2 separate regions of the Homo sapiens genome follow, and region 2 is linked to region 1. The links are chromatin contacts, found by Hi-C or POLR2A ChIA-PET in ENCODE. All regions are on one chromosome and are shown on one strand. Each heading gives the region's core, a stretch centred on a gene start or an enhancer-like site at or near the end of the contact. The rest is flanking DNA. Distances are from core to core; before and after follow the strand shown.

The links. A loop is a pair of places that touch in the nucleus more often than their neighbours do. ChIA-PET counts read pairs that join two places held with the same protein, here RNA polymerase II (POLR2A). Pooled maps may share reads with other maps.
Region 2: a map of mammary epithelial cell shows a loop between it and region 1 (4-fold over the local background). The contact joins the enhancer-like site here to the promoter of SDK2 in region 1. A Hi-C loop is called at or near these places in 1 of 168 maps with a recorded cell type or tissue (mammary epithelial cell) and 4 of 50 pooled maps. POLR2A ChIA-PET finds 5 or more read pairs at or near these places in 2 of 52 experiments (CD4-positive, alpha-beta T cell and H1).

Annotation. Positions count from the first base shown.
Region 1 is chr17:73,641,862-73,646,258 of GRCh38, reverse strand. It overlaps SDK2 (sidekick cell adhesion molecule 2), which reads left to right and starts at 1,814. Exons shown (of 45, transcript NM_001144952.2): 1 at 1,814-2,234. The coding sequence starts at 2,171. LOC124904054 (a long non-coding RNA gene) reads right to left here and starts at 785. Exons shown (of 2, transcript XR_007065893.1): 1 at 565-785; 2 at 155-438.
Region 2 is chr17:73,474,549-73,478,945 of GRCh38, reverse strand. The region is part of intron 2 of SDK2 (sidekick cell adhesion molecule 2); the gene reads left to right. Among named protein-coding and RNA genes, the nearest start is that of SDK2-AS1, 37 kb to the left of the region's middle. Within about 2 kb of position 1,910, at least 3 of the 41 ENCODE cell types and tissues checked have a DNase peak (open chromatin) inside an H3K27ac peak, as active enhancers do.

The sequences.
Region 1 (4,397 bases), core at 565-3,064:
GTCTCACTAGCTCTTTATTTCCCAGAAGAAATATCAGACACGCAGGGTAGACTTCTGCATTAAGCACCGCAGGCCCAGTGCCAGGGACCATAGTCTTTTGGGGCCCATGAAAATGTTTTGATTTCTTTTAAAATCAGAAAAAAATAAGTAAAGCTTTAGGCTGAAGAACATGTTTTAATATGCAATATTAATATACTTTTCCTTATGCCAACGCAGTTGCAAAATCTTATTTTTAATAATTTTGTTAGCAGGGAAAGGAGTCCACCGAGGCGAAGGCACCTGAAATTTTCCCAGTGCCCGGGAAATTTTAACAGAAGCCTGTTAACCCCAGCTGAGCTTCGTGGAGTAGGCGCTAGCTCTGGGCCACAGCAGAGGACGCCTCCGGGCTCTCTTGTTTGAATTCCTCCACCAATGTCCGGTTCTTCTACTCTTTACAAGCTGGGCTCCGAAGGAAAAAAGAAGAAACAAAGAACGCACGCTCCTTGGCACCAACTTCACTTTCTCAGGCTTCTGCAGGTCCCAGGCCTCCCGATGTCTCCCCCTCCGCCCTGAGCATTTCCAGACCTTGGAGAGCCTGACTTGGGAAGGGGAAACTGGAATCAATCGGTTGACCGACCCCCTTTTCCCAACCGCCGCCTCCCCACCAATCACTCCATGTCCGGAAGGGGGCTGGGGGCTCCCGACTATAGGAGACTCTGGGAGTCCTATGAGGCCTTTGAGACAGGGGCGCGAGCGAGGCTGGAAGGAAAGGCTGGGCAGAGAGCGGAGGGGCTCGCGCGCATCTCTCCCGGCGCGGCAGAAGGTTGGCACTGCTGCCCCCCTGCGGGTCCCAGAGCCGCTGGGCGCCCGCGGCCGCGCAGTCGGATTGTATTTCTGCGGGGCTCGCTCCCGGGCCTGGCTCGGGGCCGCCGCCGCCGCCGCCGCCCCTCCCGGCGCGCAGGCTGCTCTCCAGTCGCGGCCACGGGGTAGCGCTCGGCCCCCCTCTCCGCGTCTCCGCCTCCGCCGCGCTCGTCCCCGGCTCACGCTGCCCCCGCAGCTCCGGCTCGGCGCAGGCAGGAGCGGCTCTCTGGACGCCGAGCCCGGGAAGCGGAGGGCGGCGGGCTCGGCGAGCGGCAGCGGCGGCCGAGGCGCTGGGGCGGCCGTTGCTCCTCCGGCCCGGGAGGTCGGCGATCGCCGGGCGTCCGAAGGGGCGCCGCGTCCCCGGAGCCGGGGCTGCCCGCCGGGCTCTCCGTGCGTCTTCCCGAGAGCTCCGGCCGGGGCGCGGCGGAGGGCAGAGCCGCCGGTCTCCATCCTCGGGCCGGCAGGAGGCTCTGCGCCCGGGCGCCGGCGACAGCCCGCGTCGCGAAGCCCAGCACCCTCCCCCGCCGCCCCGCGGCTGGCGCGGACATGGGCGCTCAGGGCTGCGCGCCCGGCTCCGGGACCCGCAAAGTTTGCTAGCCGGCTGGGCGCGGAGCCGAGGGCGCGCCCGGCCCCAGCGCCCCCGGAGGAGACCCGGCGTCTCCCGATTCGGCGCGAGGGCGGTGGAGCCCAGAGGGGGTGGTTCGGCCCCGCCAGATGCTGCCTGCAAAGTTAGAGAGAAGAAAACTTCAGCTCCAGGGAGATTCGGACCGCTATGCTCACCGCGTCCCCCGAAACCGGCGCCCCTAAAAGAACCCCCGCACCCGCGTCTGCCACTGCGCTCGGCTCTGGCCGGGTCCCGGGGGCCCGGCGCCTGGAACGGCGGTGACTGCGTCGGCCGGGAGAACCCAACCAGGGGGCGGGGAGGGGGCGGGCAACGTGGCCACGGGAGGAAGTTTCCTGAAGTTGTCCATTTATTCCGGAGCTCGGCCGGCGACCCGGCCGGATCGCAGAGGCCGCCCTGTTTGGGAGAAGTCGGAGTTGGGGTGCTAAGGGAGAGAGGCGCCCTAGTCCGAGAGGGCGGCCTGGCCTCTTTCTCCCTGCTCGCCCCTCGCCTTCCGGGCGCGCTGCCGGGCTCGGACTAGTACAGAAGAGGAGGAAGGGTTGGGGTAGCCAAGCGCTGCCCCTCCCGGGCATATTACACCCCGGGGCACGGAGCCGCGTAGACTGACTGTTTCCTGGGACTAAGCCACGGGGTATCGGACCCCACCAGGATTATAAAACAGGGCGGAGGGAAGGGAGACCCCGAGGACCCCTCTCCAGGCTGGTCACCATGTGGGGGCTTTTGATCTGGACACTGCTAGCTCTGCATCAGATCCGCGCGGCCAGAGCCCAAGGTAAGGAGGGACCCCCACGTGGGGACAGGGAGGGGGCTGGGAGAGTGGGCGGGGGAGGGGCGGCGGGAGCTGGCCGGCCTCACGGTGACCTCCTGGACACCCGGCTTAGCCGTGGCAGAGCCCTCTCCAGGGAGTTTCAAGACACCCCATCTCCCAAGTTTTGGGGCTCTTTTGGGGGTGGGGCAGTCTCTCCGAGACTTGTGGCTTCCGAATGGGGGAAGGTGGGGACGACCTGGGGAGGCAGAGAAGAGCCCAAGGTGAAGTGGGAGGGGCGCTCCCCTCCCCCCGTCTGCTGTGGCTGCCCTGCGCCGGCTTGGGAGGGGAGCGACATTCCGTGCCGGGCTCCACGCTCGGCTACGCTGAGCTTCCCAGACCGAGCTCCTGGTTCCCTGCTCGGTGTCTGCGGGGAAGGGCAGGGCCCCTGCCGGGCAGGCGATGGCCTCCCCGGGGCGAGGGAGTGGGGTGGGCGAGCGCTGGATGCCGGGTTGCTCGCCCGGGGAGAGCAATTGCCCGGCTTGGCCACGTACGGGAGCCCGCCCCTGGCTGCTCGGCCAGCCGCTGGGGCTGGGGGTGCTTCGCTGCGCGGGCCTGGAGCCAAGGTCGCGGGTGCAGCCGCGGACCCACCGGGGGGTGGTGCACAGGGAGGGTCTGAGGCCTCCCCTCCTACCCATCCACCCACACCCAGCATCCCCGCCCCTGCCTCCAGCCTCCGCTGTTCGCTCGATAGTCTGTGCAGCCGCTCGCTGCTGTGACCTGTGGCTGCCGGGAGCAGCCTCGCGGTGGAGAAGGGCTGGTGGCTTTGGGTTTGGGAGTGCTACGAAGGATCCGAGGTGTGATCTGCGCTGCCCGCTTCCTGAGGGTGGATGCCCAGACGTCCCCCTGGTCCCCGGGCAGGTCCCCGAGGTGAAGGGCGGCTGCACCGGCGGTTCCTCGACTTTGGGGTTCGCCGATCCAGACAGTGGTGTCAGCGGTGTCCGAGCGGCGCCTGCTGGGGGCGGAGGGAGACGAAGCCTGGACCGAGCTCCAGGACTCGCAGGGCTAGGCCTTCACTCTCGCAGGCTCAGGAGGGGGCCAGACCCACCCTAGGGGTCCGGACTGTGGGGGCTGCAACCCACTCCCCACGCCGCCTCGTGCGCCAGGCAATCCAGAGAGCCAAGATCAAAGAGATGAAAATAATCAGCTCTCACTCACAGGGCTGAGGGGAGGATTTTACGAGGTAATTTACATAAAAGCACTTCGAAATTTTGTAACGAGCCCTATAAATGTAGGGTAATAAAAGTTATTATTTTTATGATCATCATAAAATCTTTGAACAAGCGAGGACCTCAGAGGTCATCTTATTCTAGTAGCCATTTAACAGATAGGGAAACTGAGGCCAAATGGCATTAAATGACTTGCCCAAGGCCACTCTGTGATCTGGGGGCAGAGGCAGGTCTGGAACCAGATGAGTTCTGAGCCTCTCTCCCTCAAACCAGGACTAGCTGCATGGGGTCTCCTTGGTCTGGGCCCCCTCTCTGAGGGGTCCCAGGAGGACCCTGATGCTGGCAGAATAGGAATGGGTTGTCCTTCATCCTGGAGCAGCCTCACAGTTGTGCTCTGGGACAACCAGTGTTACTAGCCAAAAGCCTGGACGGCGTGGAGGGACGGGATGCCAGCATCTGTCTGGACCCTTCTAACTTCATTGCTCTACAGACTTTTCAACAATGGTATGATTTCCCTGGGCAGGTGGCTCACCAATTCTTGTCTCATCTAGGACCAGGCCCTTATAGAGTCCCCAGGGCACCTGATGGCCCTTGCTTTGGGGTCTTCATGTGTCCCTTCCTGCCCCACGTCCACACCTGTGCCATCCACTTGAGGCCAAGATCCCACCCCTCCTGCTGAAGTTAAGGCCAGGTGGCCCCCTGTCCCTGCGCCTCCTGCGGGAGGGGCTTCCCTGTCAGAAGCAGAGAAAGTCTCTGTGATTGATTCACTTCCTCTCTGCCTTTCTTGTTTGCTGGCTTTTTGCGTGTCAGGCTGCCCAGGTCCCCTGCTGCTCCGCTCGTGTTCTCTGGCTCCGAGAGTGTTTTCCAGCATCGAGCCCTCTCCTGCTGTGTGTGTCCCTGGAGGCAAGCCTTGCAAAGGATTGTGGGAACGTGGTCCTAGGCTTGGCAGTGCTGGGTTTGA
Region 2 (4,397 bases), core at 661-3,160, 170 kb after region 1:
TGTATGTGCACAAGTGTGCACATGTGCACTCACACACACCTCCTTCCTCCATGGGAGCATCACCGCGTGCATCTCCAGGCGTCTGATTTATTAACGAGGACAATACAAGGAGAGTGTGCCTATTATTTCTGGTGTCCGCATCAGCTCCTGACAGCTTCGTGGAATTGAAATATCTTATTTAATGCGAGTAAGAATCATTTTAAATATCAACTGTGACACTCAAGGACTCGAACCAAAAAGGGCATTGTGTGTTTCCTCATGTGCTGGAGAAGATGCCACATTTGTTAGGCTGTTATTGTCCCCCCTGCTCCTCTCTTGTCGCTAAAAATCCAATTATCTGTCCTGGCTCTTCCTCCCACTGTTGTCTTGCGCCCTCCACCCTGAGCTCATCTCTTCATCTTCGAAGAGTGGACTGAGCCGCAGGGTCCTGCCGGATTAAAATCAGGACAATCTGTGATGGAGATGACGAGAACGGGTGTGGATTCTTGGCGTATCTTCCTTCACTGCCCTCTTTCTGCCCCCAGCCCCAAGCCCAGCCCCTGAGGTGCTCTCTCTACCGCCTGCTGCTTTTGACCATTGAACTGGGAGAAAGCAAATCTTCCTCCACCCGGAAGATTCCTCAATACTCTGCAGCTGTCAAAAAGCCCGAGGAAGCTCCATGCACAGCTACGGAAAGATTTTTGAGATACATTGTCACTTGCACAAAGCAAGGAGCAGAACAGTGCCTACAGGAGGCCATGTCTCCTGTTTATAATGGGGAGGGATTCTAAATGCGTATTTGCTTGCATTTGCATAAAGAAGTTCTGAAAAGACACTCAGGAAACTAATGACAGTCGTTTCCTCCCTGTGTATGTTGGGGATCAGGATGACAGGGCAGCTGGGGGACAAGGGTGGGAGAGACGTTTTGCTGTGTACTTTTTCTTTTCTTTGAATTTTGAATTGTGAATATATTTCCTATAATAAATAAATAAAGAGCAGTCCTTTGAAAGGACCTAGGGGTAGGTGAATGCAGGTGTGTGCTGGCTCCCAGAGGCCACAACCCAGCAGCTCTTCCTCGTTGAATAGAGATTAAGGTTGCAGGTCACCCAGCCACCGTCACTGTTCCTCATCCCTGGAGGAGCCAGGTTCCTGCTCTTCCACCTCAAGGAGGCACATGGAGGTGACTGGGAGGTTGAGGGGTCAGAAGCCGAGGAATGTGCCAGGCAGGGGACTCCATGCTCCCCTAGTGCTTGGCTGAAGCCCCTAGAGGATCCCCATTCTAGGGGGAGGGCCTCTGCTTCACCCTCCTCTCTGAGCCTCCCCGCCAATGACTCTTACATTTGCCCCTTCACTTGGCAAGCATTTGTGCAGGCATTTGTATCCACGGCCTCGCTGGATGCCCACATCAAAGATGGCCATCATTATTCCCATTTTACAGTCAGGGAAACTAAGGCTTGCAAGGTCCCATAACTTGCCTGGGCCACACATCTAAGAAAGAACAGAAGTGAAAGTCAAGTGTAAGTCCCCCTGAGGTGGAAGTCCTGGTGCCTTCTCCAACACTGCACTTCCTCTTGAGTGGATCAGGTGTGGACCCTTCAGCTCCGGCCCTGCTGCTCCTCCAGGAGCCATTTAATCCACCCCCCACCCCCGGGGTGACCTGGATGGGGCTGGACTCAGCCAGTCTCCTGCTGGGCTGGCAGCTACGGGTGAGTGGGGCAGGCAGAGCTGTGGGCTGAGTGTGTCTTGGTGGCCCAGGAGGGAGCGCATTGGGGATAATGAGTGCTGTTACTGTCATTATCGGAGGTGCTTACAGTGCGCTGGACTCACAAACCGAGAAGCTGGCCAAATGCCTCTTCCACCCGCCTGGGAGGCAGGGAGACGAGAGCTGCAATTTGGGTGGAGTGAAGTGGGTTTCCCTGGTAGGAAAGGCAGTGGGCGGAACTGTTACTTTAAATAATGTTGCCTACAAGCCAGAAATAGGTCTCCCAGGCAGGGAGCACCAAAGAGACAGCCCAAAGAAACGGAGGCGGAGGAGCGGGAGAGAGGTTGTACCCGCACTGCTGGGGCAGGGATTACCTGCCCTCGATCGCAGAGGGGTACAGAGGGCGGCCTGGGGGAGGGGAGGGGGCCAGCAGCCCACGGGCCTTCCTCATGGCCCTAATTAGACCCTAACTGGGACCTGGGTATTCCTGGCTGAAGCAAATAGACATAGTCCTCGCTACTTGGAAGGTTGAGGCAGGAGGATCGCTTAAGCCCAGGAGTCTGAAGTTACAGTGAGCTAGGATCTCGCCATTGCCCTCCAGCCTGGGTGACAAAATGAGACCCTGTCTCTAAAAAATAAAAAAAATGAAAAAGAAATGGGCTTTTATTAAAGTTTAAATTTCACCACGCCTCACTGACATCAGCAAACAAATCCAGATCCAATGAGCCCCTGGTGCCGTTTTTATAATGTATGCTTAAATTATGTGCACAATGTGCATCTTTTTATTTTACTTTTAAAATAAAAGCAATATATGCGTACGATAAAGAAAATTCTGATGGCATAGAAAGACATAAAATCAAAAAATAGAAGTTTCTTCCCTCCCCATCCCGGGTATCTCTCCCAAAAGGGAGATAACACATTCTGGAGTATCCGTCTTGAAAAAATTGTATGCCTATCCCAGTGTGTTTGTGTGGTTATAAGTGTGTGCGTTTGTGCTTGTGTATTTGTATACACACAATACACAGAAATATATATATACTATTTCAATTTACCCAAATGGCATCATAGCAAATACTATCATGTCATCACACTATTCTTTACCTTTTTTTTGTTTGTTTGCATTTTTGCAACAAACTTAAATTATTATTGGTTTTTTTGAGACAGAGTCTTTGTTGCCCAGGCTGGAGTGCAGTGGTGCAATCTCAGCTCACTGCAACCTCCACCTCCTGGGTTCAAGCGATTCTCCTGCCTCAGCCTCCCGAATAGCTGGGACTACAGGCGTGTGCCACCACACCTGGCTAATTTTTGTGTTTTTAGTAGAAACGGGGCTTTGCCATGCTGGCCATGCTGGTCTTGAACTCCTGACCTCAAGTGATCTGCCCACCTCGGTCTCCCAAAGTGCGGGGATTTTTATTGGACCAGTTTGTATGATGTAAAACATTAAGGGTTTGGTAGCCTGTATCAATGAACAGCAACCGATAAGAATATATTATCATTCTTGTCCCTAACAGTCAACTATGAGATTGTTTAGCATCTTGCTATCGCGTGCTTTTATTCGCAAACCTTCCCCTCCTCCCCAGCTCTTACTTTCTTTCCATGCTCTGTGTCTTGGACACCTTCCTACCTCCTCTCATAACATGTGTTCATTCTGTGGCTGCTGCATCATTTATTGATCCAATTCCATTTTGATGGACATTTAGTTTGCTTCTAGCTTTCGTTTGTTTGTCTCTGCGATGGCAAGCAAATGCTACAGTGAACAGCCTTGCACATATTTTTTTGTCACATAGTTGCTAGTGTATCTAAAAGGCCAGCTCGCTGGGAGCCATGGCTCACGCCTGTAATCCCAGCAGTTTGGGAGGCCGAGGTGGGTGGATCACCTGAGGTCAGGAGTTCGAGACCAGCCTGGCCAACATGGTGAAACCCCATCTCTACTAAAAATACAAAAATTAGCTGGGCGTGGTGGCAGGTGCCTATAATCCCAGCTGCTTGGGAGGCTGAGGCAGGAGAATTGCTTGAACCTGGTGGGTGGAGGTTGCAGTGAGCCAAGATCACACCACTGCACTTCAGCCTGGGCAAAAGAGTGAGACTCCATCTCAAAAAAATAAAAATAAATAAATAAAAGGCCAGCTCCTAGGAGCACAACCTCTGAGTCAAAGAGCTGGCATATTCTAATTTTCATAGACTTTTTCCCAAAGGCTGGACCAATTTCCAGTACCACAACAGTACTGCAGGTATACTTTCCCCTCCCCCTCACTCCTGCCGACACTGGGTTTGACCACACCTGAAAATCTTTGATGATCTGCTAGGCAAACATGGTCTTGTCGTCTTGATTTGAATTTCTTTCACTATGACGGAAGTTGAGCATATTTTCATGAGTTTATCAGCCATTTCTATTTCTTTTCCTCTCTCTGGTGCTTTTTAATAATATCTGATTCCATTTCCAAAGGCAGAGAGCTTTTCCGGCCCATCTCTTCTTCCATCTCCCCTCTAGGGTCACCCCATCACTTTACAGACTCAGACAGTTCCCCCACAGTGGCCTCCCCTCGCCTCGGGAGAGAGGGGACGCAAACAGGAGAGAGGGCTGAGGGTGGATTTGAAGATGAGGTGAACGGAGGAAGAGAGATTTACCAGAGCTTGGGCACTGCTGTCTCCCCGCCATCACACTGCGCACAGTAGCAAGAGACAGATAAGAGCTGCAGCCGGTGGCAGAGATAAG